4 separate regions of the Homo sapiens genome follow, and all the other regions are linked to region 2. Evidence: chromatin contacts called from ENCODE Hi-C or POLR2A ChIA-PET data. All regions are on one chromosome and are shown on one strand. The core of a region is the stretch at or near the end of the contact, and the rest is flanking DNA. Distances in the headings are between cores, read along the strand shown. Region 1 has its middle 21 kb from the start of COL9A2. Region 2 holds the start of RIMS3 (regulating synaptic membrane exocytosis 3). Region 3 holds the start of COL9A2 (collagen type IX alpha 2 chain). Region 4 overlaps CTPS1 (CTP synthase 1).

Region 1 (6,929 bases), core at 2,535-5,034, 330 kb before region 2:
CTCACACTTAGGGTAGGGGTTCAGATAAGACAGAAGTGTGCTGACAGCTACATTAGAGGAAACTTGTGGGACTATCGGGACCTAAAGTGTAGTGATATCAGCTCTCTAAGAAACATTTTGGGCCAGGCGCGGTGGCTCACGCCTGTAATCCCAGCACTTTGGAAGGCTGAGTTGGGTGGATACCTGAGGTCAGGAGTTCAAGACCAGCCTGGCCAACATGGTGAAACCCCCGTCTCTACTAAAATTACATAAATTAGCTGGGCGTGATAGTGCACACCTGTAATCCTAGCTATTCAGGAGGCCGAGGCAGAGAATCGCTTGAACCTGGGAGGTTGCGGTGAGATGAGATTGCGCCATTGTACTCCAGCCTGAGCAACAAGAGCGAAACTCCGTCTCAAAAAACAAACAAACAAAACCACGTCTTGCTAGAGATCCTATTTGCAGCCTGTCTCAGAGATCCTTAGCTCAAATTTAAAACCTCCTTGATGAGTTTCAAGTGAAGGCTAAGTTTTAAAGGAAAAAATCTTAAGGTTTTTGTTGTTGTTTTGTGTCTTTTTTTTTTTTTTTTTTTTTTAAGAGATAAGGCCCCACTATGTTTCTCAGGCTGGTCTTGAACTCCTGGGTTCATGTGATTCTCCTGCCTTGGCCTCCCAAAATGTGAGGATTACAGGCGTGAGACAGTGTATCAGGCCCTTCTTGAGCTTTTCTTTCACTCCTCTCTTCTTCCTCTTCCTTCTTTTCTCTCTTTTCCCTTTCCTTTCTTCCTCTTTCCCTTTCTTCTTTCCAAAGTATTTACCGAACACTTTCTCTGTTATCTAGGCACTGTTCTGTTTAATATAGAAGGTGCAATTATCCTCAGCAAACTCCTGTTGATCCTTAAAGACACCACATCCAGAAAGTCTCTCCAGGATCAACAAGCTGGATTAACACAGAGAACATGAGTGAAAACTATTTTTATTTTTTTATCCTACAAATATTTGTTGAGGACGTTATGTGTCAGGCCTGTAGTGTGAGAAGATAATTAAATGATGTCATCATGAAGGCAGCAGCTAAGAACTACCATTTATTATTATTATTATTATTATTATTATTATTATTATTATTTTCATTATTTGGAACCAAATCTCACTCTGTTGCCCAGGCTGGAGGGCAATGGCACGATCTCAGCTCACTGCAACCTCGGTCTCCTGGGTTCAAGCGATTCTCTGCCTTAGCTTCCCAAGTAGCTGGGACTACAGGCCTGCACCACTACGCCTGGATAATTTTTGTATTTTTAGTAGAGATGGGGTTTCACCATGTTGGCCAGGCTGGTCTTGAACTCCTGATCTCAGGTGATCCACCCGCCTCGGCCTCCCAAAGTGTTGGGATTAGAAGCGTGAGCCACTGCGCCCGGCCGAGAACTACCACTTATTATTAATGGTGATCATTAATTTTTTTTTTTTGAGACGGTGTCTTGCTTTTGTTGCCCAGGCTGGAGTGCAATGGCACGATCTCGGCTCACTGCAACCTCTGCCTCCCGGGTTCAAGCGATTCTCCTGCCTCAGCCTCCCGAGTATCTGGGACTACAGCTGTGTGCCACCAAGCCCAGCTAATTTTTTGTATTTTTAGTAGTGATGGAGTTTCATCCTGTTAGCCAGGATGATCTGGATCCTCTGACCTCGTGATCTGCCTGCCTCGGCCTCCCAAAGTGCTGGGATTACAAGTGTGAACCTCACCCAGCCTATCTTCAGAACTTCTATCAGATTATTTTGAAGGTGTGTGAACATATTTTTATTTGTTTGTTAAACCTTGAAGGTGGATTGGATTTGAGAAATAGCTACTAGTTGTTCAAGACCAAGTTGGGTGAAAGATAATGGGTCAGAAATTATAATCTGGTAGTCCTCAATTTTCTTTGATTTGCTTATAATGTTTTTTGAGATGGAGTCTCACTCTGTTGCCCAGGCTGGAGTGCAGTGGTGTGATCTCGGCTCACTGCAACCTCTGCCTCCTGGGTTCAAGCAATTCTCCTGCCACAGCCTCCAGAGTAGCTGGAATTACAGGCACCCGCCACCATGCCTGGCTAATTTTTTTGTATTTTTCATAGAGACAGGGTTTCACCATGTTGGCCAGGCTGGTCTCGAACTCCTGAACTCAGGTGATCCTCCCGCCTCAGCCTCCCAAAGTTTTGGGATTACAGGCGTGAGCCACCACGCCCAGCAGTGACTGTTAATTTTGTGTACTGATTTTACGTGTCATCTTGACTGGACTAAGGGATATTAGCTGGTAGAACATTATTTCTGGGTGTGCCTTTGAGGGTGTTTCTGGAAGAGTTAACGTTTGAATCAGTAGACTGAGAGCAAAGAAGATCCACCTTCATCTATGTGAGTGGGCAGCATCCAGTCCATTGAGGGCTTGAATAAAAAGGCAGAGGAAGGGTGAATTCTCTCTGTCCTTGAGCTGGGACATCTATTTTCTCCTCCCCTTGGACATCGGAGCTCCTGGTTCTTGAACCGGTTTCCCTCCCCAACCCCACTCTCAGGCCTTCCACTGGGGACTAAATTACGCTACCGGCTTTCCTGGTTCTCAGCTTGCAGACAGTTTATCATTGGACTTCTTGGCCTTTGTAATCGCATGAGCCAACGCCCGTAATAAATTTCCTCTTACGTTATCTATATATATCCTATTGGTTCTGTTTCTCTGGAGAATCCTGACAAATACAACAATAATGCTTATCATTTAAATATTTATATTATCATAATTATTGTGTTTATAACAATATTTATTAAGCACTTGCTATATGACAGATATTGTATCAGTGTGGTACATGCATTTTGTCTTTAACTCCTCACAACCGCTCAACGAGGTAGGTCCCTTGATTATCCTCATTTTATTTATTTATTTATTTTTAATAGAGAAGAGGTCTCACTATGTTGTCCAGGCTGGTCTTGAACTCCTGGGCTCAAGCGATCCTCCCACCTTGGCCTCCCAAAGTGCTGGGATTACAGGCGTGAGCCACTGTGCTGGGCCTATCCTCATTTTATTTACAAGAAGACTGAAGCTTAGAGGTGTGAAGTGATTTCCCCAAGGACACACACCTGTTTTCCCACAGTTTCTAGCTCTGGATAGGTCTCAGTAACATACATTTTCCCCACTTTCCACTACAGCCACAGCATAGGGTTGTGCATTTTAGGATCTGCACAAAAAGGGAGGACAGAGGAGTGGGGCTGAGACCCAGCCTGGAGATGTTTGCCGCAATATTTTATTTTGCTGGTTCTAGCTTTCTTAGAGAACTCTTAGGATCTTCTGTTTGACTTGAGCCCTGGGCTGCTCCAGTTTACACTCCTCAGATCTCTAAATTTATTTATTTATTTATTTATTTTTTGAGACCAGCTCTGACTGTTGCCCAGGCTGGGGTGCAGTGGCGCCATCTCGACTCAGTGCAACCTCTGCCTCGTGGGTTCAAACCTCAGCTCCTGCCTCAGCCTCCTGAGCAGCTGGGATTATAGATGTGCACCACCACGCCCGGCTAATTTTTGTATTTTTAGTAGAGACGGGGTTTCACCCTGTTGGCCAGGCTGATCTCGAACTCCAGGCCTCATGTGATCCACCTGCCTCTGCCTCCCAAAGTGTTGGGATTACCGGCGTGAGCCACGACGCCCGGCCAAATCTCTAATTTCTAACCTTCCAATCTTCCAGTCGTTTCTTCCCACCTCCGATAGGAAGGAGAGGTGGGCTGCAGGGCAGGAAGAAAAGGCCCAGCTCCCTTCCCCACCAGTTGCTCCTTTAGACCGACTCCAGGTGAGCAGTAAATCAGGCTGGCTGGTGCTCTGGCGGCACCTAGTGGTCCTCTGCGGCAGCACACCATGATGACAGCTTGACAAGACGAATTAAAAGCCCCTTTCTCCAGGAGCTGCTAGCGAGATGAAACGGGCATAGAGGCAGATAAAGCACTGTGGGAACCCAGCGAGGGAGCAGTCGTGGTTTCTGGGGAGTTAGAACTTAGAATTTGGATTCAGCTAGACTTGGATCCTGGTTCTACCACATACTGACTGTGACCTTGGGCAAGTCATTTCATCTCTTTAAGCCTCAGTTTCCTCATTTGTGAGATGGGGAGAATAGTGTCTCTTGATGACCATGAAGTACTTAGCACAGTGCCCAGAACGCTTTGGATATTTGTTTTCGGCAGAAGGGAACTTCGTTTTGTTTGTTTGAGATGTAGTTTCGCTCTTTCGCCCAGGCTGGAGTGCAGTGTCGCAATGTCTGCTCACTGCAACCTCTGCCTTCCGGTTTCAAGCGATTCTTCTGCCTCAGCCTCCCAAGTAGCTGGGAATACAGGCGCCCGCCACCACACCCGGTTAATTGGCAGAAGGAACTTTGTAAGAAAGGCAGGGAGTGGGATGAATGTTCAGAAAACAGAGTAGGTGACAGATGATCCCCCTTCCCTGCTAGAGAAGAGCAAACACAGCTGGTCAGTCCCGTGGAGCAAGTTGGGGCAGGGGCTGAGTCTCTTAATTACAGCACAGTGAGACGACCTAGAACCCCTTCCTGGAAACAGCTGCCCATTCTGGGCTGAGCCAGAGTGCTAAACAGGTTTGCTCACCTGGCCTCTGGCTGCCCTCTTATGCCTGGCAGAAAATACCAACCATCAGCTTCCCACAGGTGCTTCTCTCTCCAGCTAGAACAGAGCAACTCCAAACTCCTCAGAATTGCCAATCCTGACCCTGGTTTCATCTGACCTCCCACTTGTTCCATCTGATTCCTTCCCAGTGCTGGTCCAACACTGATAAGCTTTAGTGTCCGCTTACATGAACTACACTCTCCTGGCTTTCCTCCTACCTCTCCAGCTGTTCTTTCTCAGGCCCCTTGCAGATTTCTTTTCTCTGCACACCCTTACTTAGCACTCTACAAGGTCCTGTCCTATCTTCTTATTCTTTATACTCTTCCTGGGCCATCTTATCCATCGGGTTGACTTTAACTGCTGCCTATATGTTTTCCTGAGTCTCAGACCTGCTTATCCAACTGCTTCTCAGATGTTCCACAGGCACCACCAAACTGACATGTCCCAAATGAAATTATCTTCTTGCCCACAAACCTGTTCCTCTTCCTGTGTGGCCTACACAGCCAGTGGTCCCACCCTCTGCCCTATTGCATAAGCCAAAACTATGGATGTCATCCTGGAGAAGAGACTTCCCTCTCTCCTCCCCGAGAAATATTATCGCCTTGTCCCAGTGACTATACCTCATAGGTGTTTAATCCATCCACCTCTCTCCATCCCCACTGCACCTACCTTATTCAGCATACCATCCTCTTTTGCTTGGGGGTATTGCAACTGCCTCTTATTTTAACTCCTTGCTTCCAGTTTTGCTCCATTGTTTTTCCTCTGTGTTCCTTTCTGGAGGCTCAAGGAGATAACTCATTGCCCAGCCTTTCCCACCTTCTAGAGGCTTCCCACATTTCTTGGTTTCCCCTTCCTCCATCTTCAAAACCAACAAAGTTACATCTTACTGACCATACTATAGTAAAATCTCCCTGTGCTTCTCTCTTCTGTCTTCCCCTTCCACTTTTTTTTTTTTTTTTGATGGAGTTTCACTCTTGTTGCCCAGGCTGAAGTACAATGGTGTGATCTCGCCTCACTGCAACCTCCGCCTCCCAGGTTCAAGTGATTCCCCTGCCTCAGCCTCCTGAGTAGCTGGGATTACAGGTGCTTGCCACCACGTCTGGATAATTTTGTATTTTTAGTAGAGACGGGGTTTCACCGTGTTGGCCAAGCTGGTCTTGAACTCCTGACCTCAAGTGATCTGCCTGCGTCAGCCTCCCAAAGTGCTGGGACTACAGGCATGAGCCACCACGCCCGGCCCCCTTTCCACTTTTAAGGACCTTGTGATTATATTGGGCCTATTAGGTAATGTAGGATAATCTCCCTGTCTCATAATCCTTAATTTAATCAATTCTTCAAAGTCCCTTTTTGCCATGTAATGTAACAGATTCACAGGTTCTGGAGGCATCTTTGGTAGATCATTATTCTGCCTACCACAGACCATTCTCTGGCCCCAGTATTCATACCTGTCTCACGAACAAAATGCATTCACCTTATTCCAAGGTCCCTAAAAATCTCAGCCCATTAAAGTATCAACTCAAAGTTCAAAGTCTCATTTAAATCTCATTAGCTCAAGAGTTTCAGATTTATCATGGATATTATCTAAATTAGGTTTTGGATGAGACTCAGCATAATCTATCCTGGGGCAAAGTTTCTCTCCACCTGTGGACGTGTGAAACTAGAAAATAAGCTTCTGCTTCCAAAATACGATACTGGGTCTAGCATAGGATAACACTAATAGACATTCCCATGTAAAAAGAGAGAAAGGAAGAAATAGAGGAGTCACTAGTCCCAAGCAATTTCAAAATTAAGTTAGACAAACTCCATTAGGTTTCAAAGCCTGGAAATAATACTTTGCAGCTCAAAGCTCTGCCCTCTGGGATCACAGCTCTGTCCTCTTAGTCATTCTTCCTTTTTCATGAAAGGTTCAGCACATGGCTGCAGCTGGGTGGTTTTATCAACTTGTTTCCTGCCTGTAGAATTTGGGGGATCTTATAGCCTTCTTTCATTTCATACCCTCTCTATCCTGTACAGTCCAAGCTCAAGTGTTTCTGCTGGTATAAAATTCTCAAGAACCCCGTGGATCTCTCATGTATGTCACTCCATTAGACAAAATGCTCCTTTGCAGATCTTCGCTTGATAAGCCCGTTTCTATTTCTGTCTTCTGTTGAGGTAGCTGAGGGGATATATGAGTCTCACACTTAATCTCTTCAAAAAACCTCTTATGTGACAGAATACTCTGAACTTTTTTTTTTTTTTGACAGTGTCTTGCTCTATTGCCCAGGCTGGAATTCAGTGGTGCAACCACAGTTCACTGCAGCCTTGACTCTCCAGGCTCAAACAATCCTCCCAC
Region 2 (7,568 bases), core at 872-3,371:
AGCTGCAGACATCACCCAGACCCCTGACAGACCCCACAGAGCTCAGCACCTGGGCAGGAAGTTGGGAAGCCCAGAGAGTAGCAGCTTTAGGCCTGGGTTCTGCGCAGTAAAATCCAATTAAAGTCCAGAGACCAGAAGCGTCGTTGAGCAAGGAGGGAGGGAGAGAGAATAGTTAAGACAGTGACACAGACCACATGCCCTGGGAGAAGGGACCGTGGTCCCTGCTGGGTCCTCAGCACCTGGCTCCTGCACGCCCGCCCAGCAAGTACTTGGCACAGGGGTTGCTCATGAGTTCAGCAGTTAGCTGCTGAGCCCTCCTGAGTGCCAGGCACTGTGCTGCGCAGCTCAAATCCACCATTTCACTCACTCCTTCCTGCTACCCACATAGCAGCTGGGTTTGTTTTACTGAAAGAGTCTCAGAGAGGGGAAGTGATTTCCTCAATATCACACAGCCAGAAAGTGGCAGAGCTTGGGTTTGAAGCCAAGTTTAACCAACTCTGGGCTTCATACCCTGCAAAGGGTCGGATAAGTGTAGAACCCCAGGGCTGGAAGTCCCTAAGCAAGGCAGTCAGGAACAGAAGGCAGGGAAGGGGTCTGTGGGCCCTAAACAAACAACAAAGGGCATGGTGCTTGGTTTAAGCACAGGGCACATGGGTCACCTCCCCAGCACATCCCTGCCAACCCACCCACCCCGCCTCCCAACCAAGAATGCCCCATTAGGCTACCCACATGCCCCCAGGGACAGTTGGCAGCTGCCTGATTACAGACTAATTGGTGGCTGGCAGCAACTATGGTGGGGTGGGGGAGATGGCTCATTAACCCCTTGTTGACCAGGCCCAATCCTCCTCCCATGACTTCAGGCCCCAAACCCAAGGAACCCAGACTTAAGAAGTCATCATGGATAGAGGACAGGACCAAAGGAGCAGCAGCCTTCTTCCCTACATCCTGATAACACCCCTGGGGCTAGGGTTGGACACATATTCACCCAGGTGTCCAAGCCCTGAAGGACCACATTGAAACAGGCCCCAAGTGGCAGTGCCAGCCAATGCCCCCTGTTCTCCAGCCTTGATATGCCATTGCCCACCCCATTCCAGGATCCTTCCTGAGCCTTCAGGACCAGGACACTGAAGAAACCCACTCCTCAGGGCTGAGTTGTCCAGAGGTGATGGGGACATGGAGTCCAGGTACCCAGGCGGCCAGTCAGGGAAGAGCTCCTCCCTATGAATGAGAGCATGCCCAAGTTGCCCATCAAGGGTCCTGCCAAGCCTCCCTGAACCCTGGGCTCTGCACCATGCTGCTGACCAACTGCATTCCCAGCTTCCCAAAGCCCCCTCTTCCCACCCCAGGGCTGGAGTAAGCAGCACTCCTTTTCTTTTATGGGGTGGAGGGGGTCCTCTGGACACCACAACGGTGTCACGTTGAGGAAAAAGTGGCTGCTTCTCAACCAGGGCACAGGCAGAAGGGAGAAAAGCAGGCTGCCTTCCAGCTCCCTTTCCAGGAGGGATTTTAAGCACTTTCCAAAAATGCCATGCCAGGCAATGCTGTTGAAGACCAGGGCCCCAGGAGCTCTGAGCATCAGCAAAGAACTCAAGACTCTGGGCCCCCTTCCCCATTTTCCAGGCTTCCCCAAACACCCCACGTCCCTCTCTCATCCCTTAGTCCCCTCCCCAGAGCCCTCTCACACCCTGTGTTCATCCCCCCACCCCCGCCCCTGCACACTCACATACCTACGTTGCGCTTCATGGCCAGAGCCCCCCTCCCCCCGTGGTCCTCCAGACCTCTGCAGCCCCCTCCCCACGTCCACTCCCAGGCGAGCAAGGCCTGCTGACTTACCCGGAGGTGGGGCCGGGGTCCAGACAGGGAGGGGGCCTCCACAGGCCGAGGCGGCTCCGCAAGGCGGGGCAGGTGCTGCCCCGGGACCCCGCCCCGCGAACCCGGCAGTAGGCGCGGCCCGGCCCCAGGCTGGCGCGGACTCCGAGTGGATAGGCACGCGGGGCGGGGAGGGGCGGCGAGGGAGGCTCACGGGGGCATCGCCCGCCACCACGGGGGCAGCTCCGCTCCGCCCGCCTGCGCTGCCGGCTCCGCAGCAGCCACCGTTTTCAGTCGCCGCCGGGTGCAAAGCCCAAGCTTGGGCCGGCGGGAGGCGAAGGGGAGGCGGGGCCTGCCGGGGGCGGGGCCGCGTGGATGGGCGGGGCCAGTGGGCCGGACCTTGGTGGTGGGCGGGGCCTAGGGGAATCCGGGGAGTTTGGCTTGCCGGGTTGTGGTTGGGGGACCTACATTAATGAGGCTTCCAAGAAGCGGGGTCTGGGGAAGCCTCATTCCTCTCCGTGTCCCTAGGACTCTCTTGCCTCCTGCCCGGCCTCCCCTCTCCACCACCTACCCTATCTGTTCTTTCTCATCCTTCCTTTTCTTTGGGGCACCTCCCAGGACCTCACAGGCACCACGGCGCCCCCTGCCCTGCCCTGCCCTGAAGCAGTTCCAGGAACGTCAGATGGTAAGAGAAGAAACGACTTACAAACGTCAAGTCCATTTTACAGATGGAAAATCTGAAGCTCAGATAGGAGAAAAGACTTGCCCAAGTGCCTGGTATGAAGAGAAAGACTTTATAATGTCCCTTTCAGACAGAAGGAAGTAGAGTGGCCGGCCCTGAAGCCCAAGTTAACCTGCTTCCCCTGCGCTCTCTACTTCTAGAGCAATGGTTTTAAACTTGGGGCGATTTTGCCCCCCAGGGAACATTCGACCATGTCTGGAGACATTTTTGGTTTTCCCAACGAGGAGGTTGCTACTGGCGTCTCATGAGAAGAGACCAGGGATGCTGCTACACGCCTTCAATGCACAGGACAGCCCCTGCGCCAGAGAATTGTCAGGCCCGAAATGTCAGCAGGTTTCTGAGGTTGAGAAACTCTGTTCTAGGGCCTGGCATCTGCCTATATAAACTTCCAAATAGACTCCTGGAGTCCTGGGTTCTTCTGCAGCCCGGGAGGATACTGTATGAAGTCTTTCCTAGGGTCGTGCCTGCCCCAACTTGTATATTTAACCTTGCTTAGGACTGGTCAGTTCCACTCTTGGGCTCCAGTGTTTTGAATTCCACCCACTGACAGAGAGGACAGAATAATTAATATTTGCTGGAGGCATGTAAAACCAGTAGTCTCCCTGCTGAGGGCATGAATTAAAATGTAAATGGGAGCTGGGTGCGGTGGCTCATGCCTGTACCAGTGTTTTGGGAGGCCAAGGTGGGTGGATTGCTTGAGGCTGGGAGTTCGAGATCAACCTGGCCAACATGGTGAAACCCCATCTCTACTAAAAATACAAAAATTAGCCAGGTGTGGTGGCACACAACTATAGTCCCAGCTACTCGGGAGGCTGAGGTACGAGAATCACTTGAACCCAGGAGGCGGAGGTTGCAGTGAGCCGAGGTCGCACCACTGCACTCCAGCCTGAGTGACAGGGGGAACTCTGTCTCAAAAAAAAGTAAATGGGGAGTGGGAAGGTGGGGAGAAAAAGGAAAATTATTGGGATTAAAGGATCCTCCTGGGGATTGCTAGGAGGCATAGTCATCCTACGCCTTCCCTTCTCACCTGGTCTGTGAGAAGCATAAACTGAGGCCCTACAATGTGAAAAGCCTCAAAGTGCGTTCCATAGCTGGTCAGAGGTGGAGCTGGGGCTCCTGATTATATTTACATATTAATTAAAGCTTTGTTATCAGCTATTCTACCTCAGGCCTAGGCCTGGACTAGGGCCTGGGTGGTAGAATGGGTTACTCTGGAGCAGCAAGGGGGACTAGATTAGGGGAGGTGGGATGGAGGCCAGGGCAGGACCTGGAACGAGGGTGGAGGTGAGGGGTGGGAGCACAGAGAGGAATCAGGCTTCCTGTGTGCTCCTCCCTGGCCCCTTTCACAGAGACAGGTAAACCAGGGGTTCCCTTTGCACATCTGATGAAAACTTAGCACTATCTCTCTGGAGATGTGCAATGTATATTTTGCATATAATTTCAGTATCTTCAAAGTTCTATATTGGTTACCAGAAGGACTGGATGGGAGGTGGGTGGAGAGGGGGTTGATTCTTAAGTGTATATAGAAGAATAAACATACAGGAATAAAAAGTCCAGGAAGAAAAGTAATGAAAAGGGATTTGTCTTACCCGATACTAAAACATACTATAAAGTCAATGTATTTAAAGCAGTATGGTATTGAAGCAGGACTAGACCGATCTGTGGAACAAAATGGAGTATGGAAATGGATCCAGCCCCACAAGGGAATTCAATGTATGATAAAGATAGCACTTCAGGCCCGGCACAGTGGCTCATGCCAGTAATCCCAAAACTTTGGGAGGTTGAGGCGGGCAGATCACTTGAGACTAGCCTGGGCAACATGGCAAAACTTTGTCTCTATAAAAAAATACAAAACTTGTGGCCGGGGGCGGTGGCTCACACCTGTAATCCCAGCACTTTGGGAGGCCGAGGCAGGCGGATCACAAGATCAAGAGATTGAGACCATCCTAGCCAACATGGTGAAACCCTGTCTCAACTAAAAATACAAAAATTAGCTGGGTGTGGTGGCATGCACCTGTAGTCCCAACTACTTGGGAGACTGAGGCAGGAGAATCGCTTGAACCCAGGAGGCGGAGGTTGCAGTGAACTGAGATCGCACCACTGCACTCCAGCCTGGTAACAGAGCAAGACTCTGTCTCAAAAAAAAAAAAAAAAAAAAAATTTATCTGGGCATGATTGCACACACCTGTAGTCCCAGCTACCAGGGAGGCTGAAGTGGGAGGATTACCTGAGCCTGGGAGGTCAAGGCTGCAGTGAGCTGTGATCACGCCACTGCACTCCAGCCTGGGCAACAGAGCAAGACCTTGTCTCTAAATGAATGAATGAATAAAAGACAGCACTTCAGACAAATGGGGGGCGGAGTTGGTAGGGGGTTGTGGGCGGGGGGGGGGGGGTTGGTGGCGGAGATCAAATGGGTGGAATAACCAGCAAGTCTTTTGGGGAAATTACAAAAAGCTGTGCCCTTATTCGACACTGAAATAAATTCCAGGTGGACCACATATTTAACACCATAATGTATCAGAAAAAAGACATGAGTGAATATTTTAATAATCTTGGAGATGGAAAAGACTTTCTAAGCATGATGAAACCTAGAAGCCATAAGAGAAAACATGGAAATGTTTGACTACAAGGCTTCTATACAGAAGAAATGGCCATAAGTCAGTTTGAAAGACAAATGACAAAACGGAGGGGATATATCCTGGTTGCCCCCTACCCTGTCCCCTCCTGCCCGCCAGCCCCTCCAAGCCGAGACGGGGACGAGCAGGAGGGATGGCTGGGGCTGTGAGAGTCGAGACCGAGCACCTGGCAGAGGCTTCTCCTGCGGCGCTCTGGCCAGCGCCCACATGTTTAGGGGCCGGGAAGTCCCGGAAACCCCAGGCGGGCCATCTGGGTCCTCAGCAGGTGCCTTGGCACAGCCGAGCCGAAGTCCTCCTGGAGGCTGCTCACCACTTCCCTCGCGTGGCCATCCTAAGAACTGCAATCCTCTGTTCCTGCTCAGCCCCTTCTGAGCATCAAGGCGAGAATTTAAAAATAAATAAATAACAGCTAATTTTTTGAGGGAACTAACCATGTTCCAGGCATTGTGTTAAACACTTAACCTAGCATATTTCATTTTCCCCTCAAAACAGCTCTTCGAGGTAGGTGCACTGTATTCTTATCTCCATTTGATGGACGGAAACTGAGGCTTGAAAAAAGTGACTTGTCTTTCTAAGTGGTGGCACCAGAATTTACTGCCACATTCCTGGCCTCAGCTCTTAATGTAATAAAGCCAAACCTTTGGGAAAATTCAATAAAACAAACTTTTTTGAGGTTTACCTTTATCCAGGCCTTTTGCAGGTGCTGGGGATTCTGAATTGAGGAAAATAGTCATCAGAGGTGACAGCAGAGGAACACTCCTGATACAGCGAATCCTGATGGCTACAGAGGACTCATTCACCCCAGGAAGCGGTGGGGGCAGTGGGGAGGGATCCCAGAGGAGACGTCCTCCAAGCTGCATCTTGTGGAGAGAGAGTAGTGGGGTGGCACTTACTAAGGTGGGCTGGATGACAAGTGGGGCTTGGGGGAGGAGCAGTGATCTATATGCTCTGAGTTTGGGGGTAGACCACAGATGGGGCTGAATAAAGTACACCAGGACCAAGCTAAGGAGTTTGGGTGCAAAGATTTTTTTGAAAGCTTTTCCATGTTTCAGTTGCTTGGGTCTAGGGACAGCCTGCTCTGCCAACCCAACCTGCCTCCTTTGCAGATGCTTTCTCACCCCAGTTCAAGGTGCTCTCAGAAACTTGGGAGTCCCTCCTGATTCCTTCCTCTTCCTCACTTCTATCCACTTAATTATCAGAGCCATCCAGTTTGCTTCCTAAATACTTCCTAGGTTCACCCACTTCTCTCCATCCCTCTTGCCTCTCCTCTAGTCCAGCCTGCCTTCCTGTCACTCCTGAATTCAGCTGCTGTTGGTGACTTGGTCTCACCACCTTCAAACTTTTACACAAGAGAAATCCTTCTAAAACAAATCTGACCACATCCCCTCTCTTACTGAAAATGCTTTTCATTGATTCATTCAACAAATATCAAGTATTTATTATATGTTGAATATTCAAGATATAATTATGAGCAAAACATGGAATTTAAAGCCTATGGGGGTGACAGACATGAACCAAATCACCCCCTAAATAATTGTATAATAAAAACTGGGTTAGATGCTATGGGAGGGACTGGCCTAGACAGGGAGATCTTTGAATGCTCCCCAAGGCATCCCATCTGAAGCTTGAATAGCAGTCAGCCAGATCAACAAGCCAAGGATGGGTAAGAGCTTACACAAAGGCCCTGAAGTTGCTTCTCTGAGTTTCTGTTTCCTTGTCTGTATAATGGGAATATTTAGAGTTATGAGGATTAAATGAGTTAATATGTGTAAAGTTCTTAGAACAGACCTTAGGATATAAATTTTCCATAAGTGTTAGTTATAATTTTATATATATATATATATATATATATATATATATATTTGAGATGGAGTCTCACTCTGTTACCCAGGAGGCAGTGGCGTGATCTCTGCTCACTGCAATCTCCGCCTCCCAGGTTGAAGCAATTCTTCTGCCTCAGCCTCCTGGGTAGCTGGGATTACAGGCATGTGCCACTACGCCTGGCTAATTTTTGTGTTTTTTGTAGAGATGGGGTTTCACCATATTGGCCAGGCTAGTCTTGAATCCTGATCCACCCACCTCAGCCTCCCAAAGTGCTGGGATTACAGGAGTGAGCCACTGCGCCTGGCCAATAACTTAATAATATATATTTTTTTAAGTGGAGAGATATTGGAAATCTTTCAGCAAAGGAGTTAAAGGAGAAAGTAGCATTTTTTAAATGTCACTCCAGCTGCAATGAGGAGCATGGATTAGTACAAAGAAAGAGCAGATTTGGGGAAACTAATGAGACTTTTGCAGGGGTCCATTGAGAGCTATGGGGATTTGGGCTAGGGAGGCAGAGGGAAATTGGAGAGATTTTGTGGTTTAGGTAGTAGACACTG
Region 3 (7,627 bases), core at 395-2,894, 350 kb before region 2:
CCCCGCTCTCCCGGTGGACCTCTCTGAAAAACACACACGGGGTGGGGCAGTCCTCAGACAGTGCAGGAAGCTGGGCGTCCCCGGGGCTGCAAGCGACCCTGGGAGCGGGGTCCTAGGGGCGCAGCTCTTCCGCGAACTCCCACGTATTGAGAATCTTCTGTATAGCAGGCACTGTGTGCCATTACATGCATTCATTATCTTACAGAATACTCAGAACCGGGAGGCGGGCGCTATTACGGGCCCCAGTTTGCAGTCGAAGAAACTGGCTCAGAACGTGAAGGGTCCATGGTCACTGAGAGTGGGCGGCGGCGCCAGGAGTCCGCCCTGGATCTGCCCGACTCCTTCCACTGTGCCAGTTTGCCCTTGCGCGGTCGCGGTGGGGAATAGATGGAGACGTGGACAGCTCAAATAAATCACAGATGGAATGTAAGGTTGTGCCTAGCAGGCTGCCGGCCCTCAGTGAGCGGTGGCTCGGGTTGTTGTTCTTACGTGAACGACAGGCAGAGACAGCGCCTCCTCCTCTCCCCATGGTGCGGGAAAACCCGACGGGAAAGTGGGGGAGGCGCAGAGAAAGGAGGTGTAGGGAGGTGAAGCGGGTACTATCTTCCCACTCGGAGCGCCCCTTCGGCAGCACAGCTGCCCGGTCCTCCCTCTGCTAAGCCCTGACTGCTGCAGGGGAGCAGGAGGAGCCGGCACCTCCCAGAAAGCAGACCCTCTCTCTGGATCCCGTTTGCCTGCAATTCAATGCCCCTGGGTGGGTGTGAGGTTTCAGGGAGGTCACAAGTCATATCAAGATGAGGCGAGCTCACAGCTGGAGAGTCTCCATCCTGCTGCCCATCTCTGAACAGATCAGAGATCTTAAAAGGCGGCCCTTTTAAGAGGCCAGCTCGGACCCAGGCAGGGGTCCCGGTGCCCACGACCTCCCCAGGCCGCGAAGTGCCAGGCTGGCGCCCCGCAGGCGAGCTCGAAACCACACCCAGCACCCGACCGGGCCCAGTCTCTGCCCTACCCGCGCGCCCGCAGCCCCCGGCGGCCCTCGGAAGGGAGACGTGGGTAGGCGGGCAGGGCCGAGAGGCCGCCTCGGGGCGACAGCGGCGTCTGGTTGGAGCCGGCGCCCCCTGGGAGGCGGCGGGGGCGGAGGCTGCGCAGCGGGTGAATGAGCACCATTGTATGCCCCGCCACCTGGGCTCCCCGGGCTGCCAGGACCGGGCGCCAGCTCCTGCCCCACGCTGCCTGTCCCGGGCCGGGCCGCGCGTCTGGGGACGGGTCCCGTTTGACTCTCCGGCTCAGCCACCTCCATTCACGGTGCCGCGATGGGCACCATGTATGCACCCACCGAGGGGACCTGCCCGCGGCGCTGTCCTCAGGTGGCCTCTCGGGCTAGGGGTGTCAGTAGGCGCGGGACACAGGCAGAGCTCCTCCATCCCGGACTCCAGACCCCGCACCCTGGACCCTGGCAGCGGAGGGGCTGCGAAACTTACAATCTGCGCCAGAGCGAGCACTACCACCTGGAGGAGAACAAGGAGGCTGCGGGGGGAGGCCGTAGCGGCGGCCATGGCTGGCGGCGAGACCAAGGGGGACGGGTGCGTGTCCGCGCACGCACCGACGGCAGAGTCTCCCGGCGCTCCTCCAGCGCTGGCTGTTCGCGGGCAGGGTGGGCTGGGGCTCCTGAATATGCGGGGGGCGGGGCGGGGGCCGGCGTGAGCTGTCACCTGAGAGGACCGGCGGGGTTGCCGGGAGGGAGGCCGGCGCCAGGCATCCAGCTCCGCCCCGCTCGGTCCAGCCTCCTGCGCCCACCCTCTGTCCTCGAGGGGCGACCGGGGTGCGGGTCGGAGATGATGGTCCAGTTTCTTTGTGAGAAGGCATAAGGCCGTCTGAGGTTCCCCTCGGGACCTTCAGGCCCCAGCACCTTCCCCCTGACGCACAGCCTGTGCCCCATCACTTACCCTACGTCCTCTCCAGGGCCCAGGCCGAGAGCACCTCGGGCTCTGCAGATCTTGCTGCAGGCTCTCCCCAGCTCCCGCCCACCTTGCTCCCCTCTCCTCTGGCTCCTTCCTCTCCAAGCACAAACAAACAGGCCTTTTCCATATTAATATGCCACAGTCCTTCCTGGATCAGCCGTCTCATGAATACTCCATCGGCCTCTTCCAGCTCTTTAGTGGAGCTGTGTGCACCTCCCCCACCCCCGAACTTCCTCACCTCGCTTTCACCTCCCTACTCTGTCCCAACAAGCAAATCTGTCTCCTGGAGGTCTGCAGTGAAGCCCAACCCTTCTTCGGTCCTCCAGGCAGGAAGCTGTTGGCATCTTCACCTGCCCTTGAAGTCTTCCCCATCCAAGCTCCTGCCATCCAGCTCCCCTTTTTCTATTGCCTTTAATTCTCTGCAGCTGCCTTAAGCACTGGTGTGTTTAGGATTGGGCCTTCTCACTCCATGTTCATAGAAACAACTACCACTTTATTCACCAGAGTTTCCGAACCCCGCTGTCCAGCATAGCCCGACTCCAGAGAGCCTTCCCTTCCCTCCCACTCACTTAGGCAATATTGGTAAAATGCTTTGGAATCTGACTTTTTCACAATTATAGATATGACCACAGGCACCCCAAACTCTATGAAGTCTCATTTTCCTCATCTGTAAAATGGGGATACTAATAGTCCATATATATATATATATATATTTTTTTTTTAAGACAGAGTCTTAAAAGGCTCTGGAGTGCAGTGGCACGATGTCAGCTAACTGCAACCTCGCCTCGCGGGTTCAAATGATTCCCCTGCCTCAGCCTCTCGAGTAGCTGGAATTACAGGCATGAGCCACAATGCCTGGCTAATTTTTATATTTTTAGTAGAGATGGGGTTTCGCCATGTTGGCCAGACTGCTCTTGAACTCCTGACTTCAGGTGATCTGCCTGCCTCAGCCTCCCAAAGTGTTGGGATTACAGGCATGAGCCACCGTGCCCAGCAAATTGTCCTTATCTTAAAGGGTTTTTGTGGAAATTGAATGAGATGACTCATGCGAGGCATTTAACCTCGAACCAGCACATAGTAGGTGCTTGATACATTTTAGCTTTCCTTATGATTTATGGATGACTGTTTTACTAGGTTGGCATCCAATGTGGGGAAGCTGGCCACAGGCAGATCAGCTAAAATGATGAACCTAGTTGAAGCTAGAAAAGTCCAACTCCATTGGGCAGGTTAGCAAAGGGCTCTGGATTTTGAAAGGTTGTCCTGGAGCTGAGTTTGGGAGAAAGAGCTTGAGAGAATGTAATTGCTCTGCCTAACAGAGTGAAGAAGAATTTGAAGTTTGTTGGAAGATGAGAGCAAGAGGAGGAGGATGTAAGAGAGGGATGGTGGGCATTGCTTGGGGTGGGTGGGGTAAACCTATAAAGGATTTTTAGAACTGGGATGTCCAAATTCAATTTTAAGTTGTTTGTTTCACATCACTTATCTCTCCATCTTTTGTGGGCTAACCACAAGAAAGGCCTTGTGTGAGTAAGTTTTCTTTTTGTGTGTGGAAATTATGGAAAGAGGATGAGTTTCACAGTCTGGACAGCACACATTGATGTATTAATTACCTGTTGCACCATAACAAATCACCCTAACATTCAGCAGCTTAAAATGACAATTTCTTTGGATTAGGAATTTGAGAGTGACTCTGCTGGTTCGGTCTGGCCTGGGGTCTGTTATAAGGTCATAGTCAGATGGTGGCTGGGCCTGATGTCACCTAGAAGGCTTCTTCACTCACATGTCTGATGTCAGTACTGGGAAGCCTTCAACCGCTGGGGCCGGAACAGCTGGAGTTGCTTGGACAGTTCTCTCCTTTATCTCTTTGTGGGCTTTCCATGAAGTTTCTCCAACATGGCAGCTTCAAGGTAGCTGAACATCCTCTATAGCAGCTCAGAGGGAGTAGGAGAGCACCAGACTGAAGAGAATTGCCACTCAGGACCCGTCCTTGGAAGTCATGCAGTGGCACCTTCACCACATTCTTACTGTTGAGGCAATTGCAAAGGTCTGCCCATGATCAAGGGGAGGGAACAGAGACCCCACCTCAAGGATGAATGTTAATGTCACATTTTTTAATTTTTTTTTTGAGATGGAGTCTTGCCCTGTCACCCAGGCTGGAGTGCAGTGGCGCAATCTCAGCTCACTGCAACCTCCGCCTCCTGGATTCAAACGATTCTCCTGCCCCAACCTCTGGAGTAGCTGGGATTACAGGCGTACGCCACCACTCCCGGCTAATTTTTGTCTTTTTAGTAGAGATGAGGTTTCATCATGTTGGTCAGGCTGGTCTCGAACTCCTGACCTCATGATCCGCCCGCCTCGTGATCTGCCCGCTTTGTCTTCCCAAAGTGCTGGGATTACAGGCATGAGCCACCGCGCCCAGCCAGTGTCACATTTTAAGAAGAGAATAAGGGATAAAATTTATTTATTTATGTCTTTCTTTCTTTCTTACTTTTGAGACAAGGTCTCCCTCTGTCACCTAGGCTGAAGTGCAATGGAGGAATCACCACTCACTGTAGCCTCAAGTTCCTGGGCTCCTGATCCTCCCACTTCAGCCTCCTGAGTAGCTGGGACTACAGGCATGCACCGCTGCACCCAGCTAATTTTTTATTTTATTTTATTTTACTTTGAGACAGAGTCTTGCTCTGTTGCCCAGGCTGGAGTGCAGTGGTGTGATCTCGGCTCACTGCAACCTCCATCTCCCGGGTTCAAGCAATTCTCTTACCTCAGCCTCCCGAGTAGCTGGGATTACAGGCGCCTGCCACCATGCCTGGCTAATTTTTGTATTTTTAGTAGAGACAGGGTTTCACCACATTGGCCAGGCTGGTCTCCAACTCCTGACCTCAAGTGATCTGCCCACCTCGGCCTCCCAAAGTGCTAGGATTACAGGCGTGAGCGACTGCACCCAGCCATGCACCCAGCTAATTTTTTATATTTTGTAGACACAGGGTCTTGTCATGTTTCCCAGGTTGTCTTGAACTCCTGGGCTCAAACAATCCTTCTGCCTTGGACTCCCAAAGTGCTGGGATTACAGGTGTGGGCCACTGCACCCAGCCTGGGGATGCAATTTTTATTATTGATGCAACCATCTTTGGAAAATACATCCTGCCACACTTGGGGTTATAAACTGAACCAATCCAGTGGTAGCTGAAGCTTAAAGCTGGAGCCAATCAAGATAAATTTTAGGCCAGGCAAGGTGGCTCACGCCTGTAATCCCAGCACTTTAGGAGGCCGAGGCAGGCAGATCATCTGAGGTCGGGAGTTTGAGACCAGCCTGACTAATATGGAGAAACCCCATCTCTACTAAAAATACAAAATTAGCCGGGCATGGTGGTGCATGCCTGTAATCCCAGCTACTCAGGAAGGCTGAGGCAGGAGAATAGCTTGAACCTGGGAGGTGGAGGTAGCGGTGAGCTGAAAGCACGCCACTGCACTCCAGCCTGGGCAACAAGAGTGAAACTCTGTCTAAAAAAAAAAAAAAAAAAAATTATATATATATATATATATATATATATATATATATATATATATAAATTTTAGGGAAGGCTTTGGACCACAAGACATGGACTGGAGGTTCCAGCCAATTGCATATGGGTGTTTGTTTGTTTTTGGAAACAGGCTGGAGTGCAGTGGCACAATCTTAGCTCACTGCAGCCTTGACCTCCAAGGCTCAAGTGATCCTCCCACTTCAGCCTCCTCAGTAGGTACTTCTTGCATAGGACTCTTAAAGCACAGGGAGACCCTGAATAAGTGGAGAGTCATATATCTACATTTCTGTATAAGAAAACTCCATGTTGGCCAGGTGTGGTGGCTCATACCTGTAATCTCAGTACTCTTGAAAGCTCAGGCAGGAGAATCACTTGAGGCTAGGAGTTCAAGACCAGCTGGGGCAACACAGTGAGACCCCTTTCTCTACAAAAAAAAAAAAAAAAATTAGCAGGGTGTAGTGGTGTCTCCCAGCTACTTGGGAGGCTGAGGTGGAAGGATCACTTGAACCCTGGAGTTTGAGGCTGCAGTGAGCTATGATTGAGCCATGACATCCTAGCCTGGGTGACAGAACAAGACCGTCTCTAAAAACACAAAAAATAAAAATAGAAACTTAAAAACAAATGGCTAGGTATGGTGGCTCATGCTTGTAATCCCAGCACTTTGGGAGGCCAAGGTGGGAAGATCCCTTGAGCCCAAGATTTCAAGACTGGGCAACATAGATGTATATATATATAATATTTGAAATCTATGATGAAAGTATATATATTTAGTTTATGATAAAGGTTAAATTCAAGAGCAGTGAGGAAAGGGTAGACTAGATGTTGAGGTAATTGGCCATATATTCAGAAAAAAATTCAACTTAGATTTCTATATCAGCATACCAAAACTATATTCTTGAACAAATTAATTGAGGGCCCATATATAAAGATAGCAAATTATAAAAGGCCTAAAATAAATTTAAAAAATAATTTTTTTTGTCATGGAAAACATTTCTGGGCAGTACACAAAACCTAAAAAAGATAAGAAAAATGCTTAAAGTTGACTTTATCACACTTTTCTACACTTTATCACACTTTTTAAGTTTTTTTACAATAAAAATTACAGATAAAATTAAAAGTCAGAAAAGTTGAGAGTCATATATCTACATTTCTGTATAAGGAAACTCCATGTTGGCCGAGTGTGGTGGCTCACACCTGTATTATAATGTATATTTACAATTACATATATATATTACATATACAATTACATATCTAAATATATATTTAGATAATATATATTATATAAATTATATAATTTACAGTATACATTACGAGACAAAGCATTAATATGGAAAACATACAAAGAACTCTTATAAATCAATAAGACAAGCTCTATGAAACACTTAAAAGAATACCTGGCAGGGCGCGGTGGCTCACGCCTGCAATCCCAGCACTTTGGGAGGCCAGGGTGGGCGGATCACCTGAGGTCAGGAGTTTGAGACCAGCCTGCCCAACATGGAGAAACCCAATCTCTAGTAAAAATACAAAAAATTAGCCAGGTGTGTGGTGGGCACCTGTAATCCCAGCTCCTAGGAATGCTGAGGCAGGAGAATCGCTTGAACCTGGGAAGCAGAAGTTGCAGTGAGCCGAGATTACGCCACTGCACTCCAGCCTGGGCGATAAGAGCGAAACTCCTTCTCAAAAAAAAAAAAAAAAAAAAAAAGAATATCTAATTCAAATATTCTACAAACTTTTTAGAGAATAGAAAAATAAAGAACATTCTCAAACTCATTAATGGGGCTGATATAAACTTGATACCCAAACCAGTGATAGGCAGTAAGAGAATGGAATATTAAAGGCCAATCTATTTTACGAACATAGATGCAAAAATCCCATATAAAATATTAACAGATTGGGCTGGGCACGTTGGCTCACGCCTATAATCCTAGCACTTTGAGAGGCTGAGGCAGGTGGATCTCCTGAGGTCAGGAGTTTGAGACCAGCCTGGCCAACATGGTAAAACCCTGTCTCTACCAAAAATACAAAAATTAGCTGGGCATAATGGTACACACCTGTAGTCCCAGCTACTCAGGAGGCTGAGGCAAGAGAATTGCTTGAACCTGGGAGGCAGAGGTTGCAGCGACCCAAGATCACGCCACTGCTCTC
Region 4 (7,652 bases), core at 4,498-6,997, 340 kb after region 2:
GATGCCGTGGCTAGGCGCGTTGGCTCATGCCTGTAATCCCAGCACTTTGGGAGGCCGAGGTGGGCAGATCACGAGGTCAGGAGATTGAGACCGTTCTGGCTAACACGGTGAAACCCTGTCTCTACTTACAATACAAAACATTAGCCAGGCATGGTGGCATGTGCCTGTAGTCCTAGCTACTTGGGAGGCTGAGGCAGGAGAATTGCTTGAACCTGGGAGGTGGAGGTTGCAGTGAGCCGAGATTGCACCTCTGCACTCCAGCCTGGGCAACAGAGTGAGACTCTGTCTAAAAAAAAAAAAAAAAAAAAAAAAAACATGGATGCCTGAGCCCGGTGACCAGGGCTCAGATTCTAGCTCTGTCATCTACAAGCGGTGAGACCTAGACAACTTACTTAACCCTCTTTGTGCCTCAGTTTCCACATTGTTAAAAAGGGATGGTGATGGTGCCTTCCTCCTAGGGTTGTTGTAAGAAGTTCATGAATACAAAGTGCTGAGAATTATGCCTGGCATATGGTAAGCACTATGTCAGCTGTCGTTAAACCCTCCCTTCTGCCTGTCCCCTTTATTCCTTTTCTTCCTGGCCCATCAGCTGAAGCTTTTCAGGAAGAGATGAAGGTCAGAGGTAAAGTTGGGGCTCAGTGCTGAGGTTGTTAAACAGGCCCCATGTAGCTGTCCCCACATTGGGGTTTGCTTTCTACTTCCCAGGTGTTTCTCAGCGTGAGAGTTTAGTTTGCTTTGTGCTGCTGGACAGGTTCCTGCAGAATGGCCTGTTGTACGAGTTTTAAGAATTTAAATCCCATTACACAGCCCTGACTTCTTATTTGCTAGTTCTTTCCATCATTCATTTATTTTATCCACTTGGAGTTAGTCTGTGGCTGCCATGTGTTTGTCAGGTGGCAGAGGATGAGAGATGGATGAAAAGGCAACGGTCTCCGCCTTTAAGGAATATTGAGTCTCTTAGGAAGGAAGGAGCACATAGGAGAGGCTGAACCTGCTGTGGCAGACACATGAGGAAGGCAGACTTCCTCATGGAGGGACACCAGGTTGGGTTGGGTAGGATGGAGAAGGCTCGGAAGGGGCATTCCTGTTAGAATAGATAGAGCACGTCCAAGGGCTTGGAGATGTGGAGCAGTTGGAAACACTGTGGATGGAAATTGTGAATTGGAGGCTGTCTGGAGACAGGCTGGTGAGGGCCTGCCCACAATTCCATGAACTGGGCCAAATCTGGGTCTTACCCTGAGGTTCAGGAAACTAACTGCAGGGTTTAGGTAGGAGATTGTAGAAAAGTGGTGAACACCCTAATTTAAAAAGTGGGCACGAGATTTGAACAGACACTTCCAAAAAAAGATGTAGGTGATAAACACGAAAAGGTGCTCAACACCTCTAGTTAGGGAAATCAGTGCAGATGAAGTCACAATGAGATAGTGACACAAACCCCCTAGAGCGGCTGAGTGTTAGAGAGGCTGTGGAGCTCTTACCTTGCTGCCGGGAGTGTAAAATGGCACCACCACACTAGAAAACAGTCTGGTAGTTTCTTATCAAGGTAGAGACGTGTGATCCAATAAGTCCATTCCCAGATACTCACTTGAGAGACTTGAAAACGTCCACAAAAAAAGATTTTTATTCAAATGGACAAATTATTCGTAATAGCTGAAATCTCGAAACAACCCAAATATTTATAGCCTGTCAATGGATCAATTTGTAATGGTTTATTTATATAGTAGAAACCACTCAGCAATGAAAAGGAAGAAACCAGGCTGAACACTGACTGGCTCAAGCCCATAATCCCAACACTTAGGGAGGCTCTGCTGTGGGAGGATCGCCTAAGACCAGTAGTTCGAGAGCAGCCTGGTCAACATAGCGAGACCCCCGTCTCTGCAAAAAAAAGTTAAAAAAGAAAAGGAACAAACAACTGATAAACACAGCAACATGGATGAACTTCAAAAACACTAAGCAAAAGAAGCCAGACACAAAAGGTTATATACTATTTGGCTCCATTTATATGATGTTCTATAAGAGGCAAAACGAATCTGTGATGATAGAAATTGGATCTGAGGTTGTTTGGGGTAGGAGGTAGAGGGGCACATTCTGGGAAGATGGTAACTTATGTTTTGTTTTGTTTTGTTTTGTTTTGTTTTGTTTTGTTTTGTTTGAGATGGAGTCTCGCTCTGTCACCCAGGCTGGAGTGCAGTGGCATGATCCCAGTTCACTGCAACCTCTGCCTTCCAGGTTCAAGCAGTTCTCCTGCCTCAGCCTCTTGGGTAGCTGGGACTACAGGTGCATGCCACCACACCCAGCTATTTTTTTTTTTTTTTTGTATTTTTAGTAGAGATGGGGTTTCACCATGTTTGCCAGGCTAGTCTCGAACTCCTGACCTCAAGTGATCCACCCGCCTCGGCCTTCCAAAGTGCTGGGATTATAGGTGTGAGCCACCACGCCCGGCTCATTCTATATCTTGGTGTGTATGTTTGACAAAACTCTTCAAAGTATGCACTTAAAATGCTTGTATTTTATTGTATGTGAATTATGCTTCAATATGGTAGAAAGAAAAAGAAAAAACCCACAAAAGCTGGGCGGAAGATGGGCTGAGGAGGCTGTCATTGAACAGAAAGCCCTCTAGAGTCTGCTGCAGAGGCTTAGCTGAGACCCGATCCTGAACACAGTAGAGTGCAGAAAGAGAGAGATTTGGGAATTTAATGATTTTGAAGGAAACTGTTGTATTTTAAAACCTCATATTTAAAAAATGTTTAAGTTATTAAATATATTAAGTTGATCACTTTAAAGCCAGTATTAAGATGATCACTTTAAAGCCAGAATCAAGAAAGACAACTTTGATAAAATGATAATATTATTTAAAAATTAAGAACGCACAGCCTGGGGTCACGAGCCTGCTTTTCTCCCCTGTCTGAATAACATCCAGTACATAGATTCTGCGGACTTGGAGCCCATCACCTCGCAAGAAGAGCCCGTGCGCTACCACGAAGCTTGGCAGAAGCTCTGTAGTGCTCAGTGAGTAGAGTTCGCTGCCTTGGGTTTCCAGAGTTCTTTTGGTTTGTTTTAATGAAAAAGTCCTCTTGTTTTCATGTGCCAGTAGTAGGTAATTGACTTGTTAAAATATTTTTTAATTGTTGAAAAGACTACATGCCATCTGATTTAATCCTTAAAAAATGCAGCTTGTCAATATCATTGGATCTGAAAAGCTGCTCTGATTTTGATATTGTTTGCCATATGCATCTATTGATGAGGCTCATTTAAGGATTTTTCATCCAGAACATTTGATGAGTACCCATCAGTAGAGTCTCATCAGTTGTTTTGGCAGCTGTTATTTATAATAGTAAAACATTAGCAAGAATTTCTGGTTCACTAGAACAGTTGAATATTACGGAGGTGTACACCTTCTTCTGAGTGTCTTGGTCAGTACGGCACACAGAGCTGATGAAGAAAGGCCCCCTTAGGGGAGCATTTTAAGCCAAGAGGTAAGATAAATTGTTAATATTAATATATGTATTTAAAATTTTGGGCTGGGCACAGTGGCTCATGCCTGTAATCCTAAAACTTTGAGAGGCTGAGGTGGGAGGATTGCTTGAGCCCAAGAGTTCAAGACCAGCCCAGGCAACATAGGGAGACCCTGTTTCTACAACAAAAACAACAAAACCAGCTGGGTGTGGTCCCAGCTCCTTGGGAGATCAAGGCTGCAGTGAGCTGTGATCACACCACTGCACTCCAGCCTGGGTAACAGTGTGAGACCCTGTCTCAAGAAAAAAAAATTGTGAACAACTCAGTACCAAAGATAGTGCAGTGGCAGTATTACAATTATGTATACTATCTTTTTCACTTGCAATAAGCATGTTCTTAAGTTACTAAGAAAAGTCCATAGTTTCATATGCAGTTTCTAAGTTGATAGTGTTTACATACAATTCATTGTCACAGTAGCACAATGTATGGGGTTAATTCATGGCTTCAGTGTCTTGGTAATGGCCCGTTAGGCGATTATTGCAAGTTGGACTGGTAGAAAAGGGGAATTGCCTTTGTGGTTTGTTCTTTTGTGCAGTGGAGTGCTGGTTCCAGGAGGATTTGGTGTTCGAGGAACAGAAGGAAAAATCCAAGCAATTGCCTGGGCTCGGAATCAGAAAAAGCCTTTTTTGGGTAAGGAGCTCTGCAGTGCAGTCTTCACTTAAGAGTAGGAAAGAGTGGGGAACGGTGCCACGTGGGAGCCTATGAACAAAGTGGGGGGATTACTGAAACATGCTGTCTTTGTGGATAGGAGCTCAAGTAGAAGCCTTCATGTTTTCTCTTTAGAGACAAATTCAGTCTTGGAAAGCTTATTTATGCTTATGAGCTACATGTAGATGTCGTGGAATTTTGAGAGAATGAATTGTGAATTCCTGTCCATTTAATGAACCCAGCTGTTTGTAGCACACGTGAGGTTGAGTTTTATATCTGCTCACTTGGCACAACAGCTGACTGTAATTGGACAAAATGATTTTGCATGCCTCCTGGTGCTGTACATTTTAGTAATTTTCAACTTGAACAATTATAAATAAAAACTTAATGAGAGAGGGTAAGAAAACTTGAATTTTAAAGTACTGAGGCTAGGCACGGTGGTTCACACCTGTAAACCCAACACTTGTGGAGGCTGAGGCAGGAGGGTTGCTGGATCCCAGAAATTTGAGGCTGTAGTGAGCCAAGATCTCTCCACTGCACTCCAGAGTGGGCAACAGCAAGACCCTGTCTGGGGGGAAAAAAGTACTGAATAGAATATCACTTACTTCTAAAATCGGATAACTTTGCAAATCTAGAATTTTCATCTACTTTACATGCAGTTTTTGAAATCTAATACAAGTAAAGTGTAACAGCAGAGAGTACTTGTTCATAGCAGGAAGTTATGAGTTTGCAATTATAATTCTCCAAATAAAGGACACAAAGGCCATTGCAGAGGCTGCTGGGAAAAGTAGGAGCTGCCTTTTCAATGGAGTTTTGTTTGTTTTTTCCCCCCGACTGGAAGGCGTGTGCTTAGGGATGCAGTTGGCAGTGGTTGAATTCTCAAGAAACGTGCTGGGATGGCAAGGTAAGCGTGCATTAAGACACTCATTCAATTCCCGCTTGTGTATTTCTGGAGGATATGAGGCCTGTTGCCGCCTGGGTGATCAGGAGCTTTGGAGAAGGGCAGGCCTGGGTTCCTAGCACCTCATGGTGTGCCGTAAGGGAGCTGCCTTGCCTCTTGAGGAACAGCACGGCTCCTCCATGCAGGAAGGAGGGAGCACAGCCAGACTCCCTCCTTTGCCTTCTGCCTCTGTGTTCCTGTTCTTGAGATTCTGTCACTTTGATCACCGTGGCCACCATCCTGAAGCTGGTGCCTGGTGTGAAGTCCTTGTCCTAAGTGAGGCTTGGGCAGTTATTATGAGAACCTGGGCTCTGGAGCTATTGAAACTGGGCTCAGATTCCAACCTTACCGCTTATGGGTGATTTTAAGCAATTTACTTAGCCTTTATGGGCCTCCGTTTTTTCTGTAAAATGGGAGTAATAAAGGTACGTACTTCACATGATTAAGGGAGATAATGTATGTAAATAGTCTCTAGTAGTGCCTGGAAAATAGGGAAATGCTCAGATAATATCAGCTCTTCGCCTAGCTGTGTATTACTATGTGACAGACCTCCCTAAAGCTCAGTGGCTCCCAACAGCAGTGACTTCTCATCTCAGTATTCTGTGGTTTGGCTCAGTGCCTGGGTTTCAGCTGCACGTGGTGTACTATCTGAGATGGCACACTCCTGCCTTGTGTTCAGCTGTGAGCTCGGCCCAGCCGGGACGTCAAGATGCTGTCTCCACCTAGTGGCTCATCATTCATTAATCCAGCCCAAGCTTCCTCACACAGGGTGGGCAGCTGGACTCCAAAATGACAGGCCTGTTATGCAGGCACTTATCAGGCCTGCTGATGTCCCGTTGGCCAAAACAAGTCACGTGGCCAAGCCCCGAGCCGGCAGGGGAGGAGAACACACATGGGTGTGAAGACTGAGCATGCTGCACTGGGGCCACCCTGGAATGGTCCACCACAGCCCATTTATTCTCTGTAGCCCACCCGACAAATACTAGATTTTCAGAAAGACCTTGTAAATTCTGTGGAAAATAAAGTAACCTGAAGGAATGTAAAAGCAGTTTGACTTTATAAAGAACAAGTGACTCTGGTGGCCAGCATATGGTTTAGGGCTGGGTTTCATTCACCCTTTCCCTGAGAGGCTGCTTCACAGTGACCTGGCGGTGTGGCTTAGTTTGGTAGACAGCATGCCCTTGAGTGCTGGCTTCTGAGTCCTGAGAGGCACTGTCTTATCACCCGCCACCCCAGAGCTGGCTTTCTGGTCTCCCTGGATCCTTCACAGCCCCAGACCTCTGCCTCTCACTTAGGTTCCCAAATGGGTAGGTGCTTTGGTGATGAGCTTACACTTCAGTTGAGACTGGACCCTGGTTCAGGCCAGGAGGAGAACAGTGCCCAGCGTTCACATAGTACCAGGAACTTGGTCCTTTGCCTTTTGGTCTTTAGTGGTTTTGCTTTGGTTAGACGGTAAGTTCAATGAAGGTTAGAAAGGTTGAGTTGAAATCAGTTCATTTCTGACTGAGCTATTGAGTGAAACAGTTGAGTAGGGCTTTGTATTAGCTGCTGAAGATGAAAGAAGTATAGAAGAAATAGTACTTGTTTATCTCAGAGAGACAAGAGTCTGAAACATTAAGACAATATAAAAACTTGGCTGGGCATGGTGGTTCAGGCCTGTAATCCCAGCACTTTGGGAGGCTGAGTTGGGTTAATCACTTGAGGCCAGGAGGTCGAGACCAGCCTGGCCAACATGGAAAAACCCCATCTCTACTAAAAATACAAAAAATAACCAGGTGTGGTGGTGTGCGCCTGTAATCCCAGCTACTTGGGAGGCCAAGACATGAGAATCACTTGAATTCTGGAGGTGTAGGTTGCAGTGAGCCAAGATTGTGCCACTGCACTCCATTCTGGGTGACATAGTGAGACTCTTGTCTTAAAACACAAACAAACAATATAAGAACTGTCACAGGCGGGGCGCAGTGGCTCACGCCTGTAATCCCAGCACTTTGGGAGGCCGAGGCAGGCAGATCACCTGAGGTCAGGAGTTCGAGACCAGCCTGACCAACATGGAGAAACCCCGTCTCTACTAAAAATACAAAGTTAGCTGGGCATGGTGGTGTATACCTGTAATCCCAGCTACTCGGGAGGCTGAGACAGGAGAATCGCTTGAGACCTGGAGGTGGAGGTTTTGGTGCCGAGATCACGCCATTGCACTCCAGCCTGCCCACACTTGTTGCCCACAAGTGTGAAATTCTGTCTCAAAAAAAAAAAACTGTCAAAGATACAGTATCTAATTAAAAATTACTAGGTTATGCCATTAGTTTTGATTTTCCCATTTTGTACTGATTGACTTTCCAGAGAGTTATACTTAACGTAAAAAAATTCACGTGTGTGTGGGTTGAGTATTTTATGTCTTAAAAATGCTATTTATTGCCGGTCTGGTGGCTTGCACCTGTAATCCCAGTACTTTGGGATGCCAAAGCAGGAGGATTGCTTGAGCCCAGGTGTTTGAGACTAGCCTGGCAATATAGCCTTTGTCTCTCCAAAAAATGAAAAAAAATTAGCT

What was found. Hi-C counts contacts between places; a loop is a spot of excess contacts on that map. ChIA-PET counts read pairs that join two places held with the same protein, here RNA polymerase II (POLR2A). Pooled maps may share reads with other maps.
Region 1: a pooled map shows a loop between it and region 2 (4-fold over the local background). The contact joins the enhancer-like site here to the promoter of RIMS3 in region 2. A Hi-C loop is called at or near these places in 1 of 37 single-sample maps with no recorded cell type and 5 of 50 pooled maps. POLR2A ChIA-PET finds 5 or more read pairs at or near these places in 4 of 52 experiments (B cell, CD8-positive, alpha-beta T cell, Caco-2 and 1 more).
Region 3: a loop to region 2 is called in a map of CD8-positive, alpha-beta T cell, with 4 times the contacts of the local background. The contact joins the promoter of COL9A2 here to the promoter of RIMS3 in region 2. A Hi-C loop is called at or near these places in 1 of 168 maps with a recorded cell type or tissue (CD8-positive, alpha-beta T cell), 2 of 37 single-sample maps with no recorded cell type and 6 of 50 pooled maps.
Region 4: a pooled map shows a loop between it and region 2 (7-fold over the local background). The contact joins the enhancer-like site here to the promoter of RIMS3 in region 2. A Hi-C loop is called at or near these places in 7 of 50 pooled maps. POLR2A ChIA-PET finds 5 or more read pairs at or near these places in 3 of 52 experiments (Panc1, RWPE1 and SK-N-SH).

The regions. Positions count from the first base shown.
Region 1 is chr1:40,335,072-40,342,000 of GRCh38, forward strand. No RefSeq gene overlaps it. Among named protein-coding and RNA genes, the nearest start is that of COL9A2, 21 kb to the left of the region's middle. Within about 2 kb of position 3,785, at least 6 of the 41 ENCODE cell types and tissues checked have a DNase peak (open chromatin) inside an H3K27ac peak, as active enhancers do.
Region 2 is chr1:40,663,561-40,671,128 of GRCh38, forward strand. RIMS3 (regulating synaptic membrane exocytosis 3) reads right to left here and starts at 2,122. Exons shown (of 8, transcript NM_014747.3): 1 at 1,834-2,122. It overlaps LOC105378675 (a long non-coding RNA gene), which reads left to right. Exons shown (of 2, transcript XR_947238.3): 2 at 2,428-4,116. RefSeq lists enhancers at 1-390, 5,351-5,500, 5,561-5,610 and a silencer at 1,838-2,267.
Region 3 is chr1:40,315,642-40,323,268 of GRCh38, forward strand. It overlaps COL9A2 (collagen type IX alpha 2 chain), which reads right to left and starts at 1,645. Exons shown (of 32, transcript NM_001852.4): 1 at 1,482-1,645; 2 at 1-23. The coding sequence starts at 1,556. RefSeq lists silencers at 1-59, 820-1,329 and enhancers at 503-1,139, 1,140-1,776.
Region 4 is chr1:40,998,109-41,005,760 of GRCh38, forward strand. CTPS1 (CTP synthase 1) reads left to right here. Exons shown (of 19, transcript NM_001905.4): 10 at 2,921-3,009; 11 at 4,052-4,146; 12 at 5,006-5,068. Among named protein-coding and RNA genes, the nearest start is that of SLFNL1-AS1, 13 kb to the right of the region's middle. RefSeq lists an enhancer at 5,883-6,032. Within about 2 kb of position 5,748, at least 12 of the 41 ENCODE cell types and tissues checked have a DNase peak (open chromatin) inside an H3K27ac peak, as active enhancers do.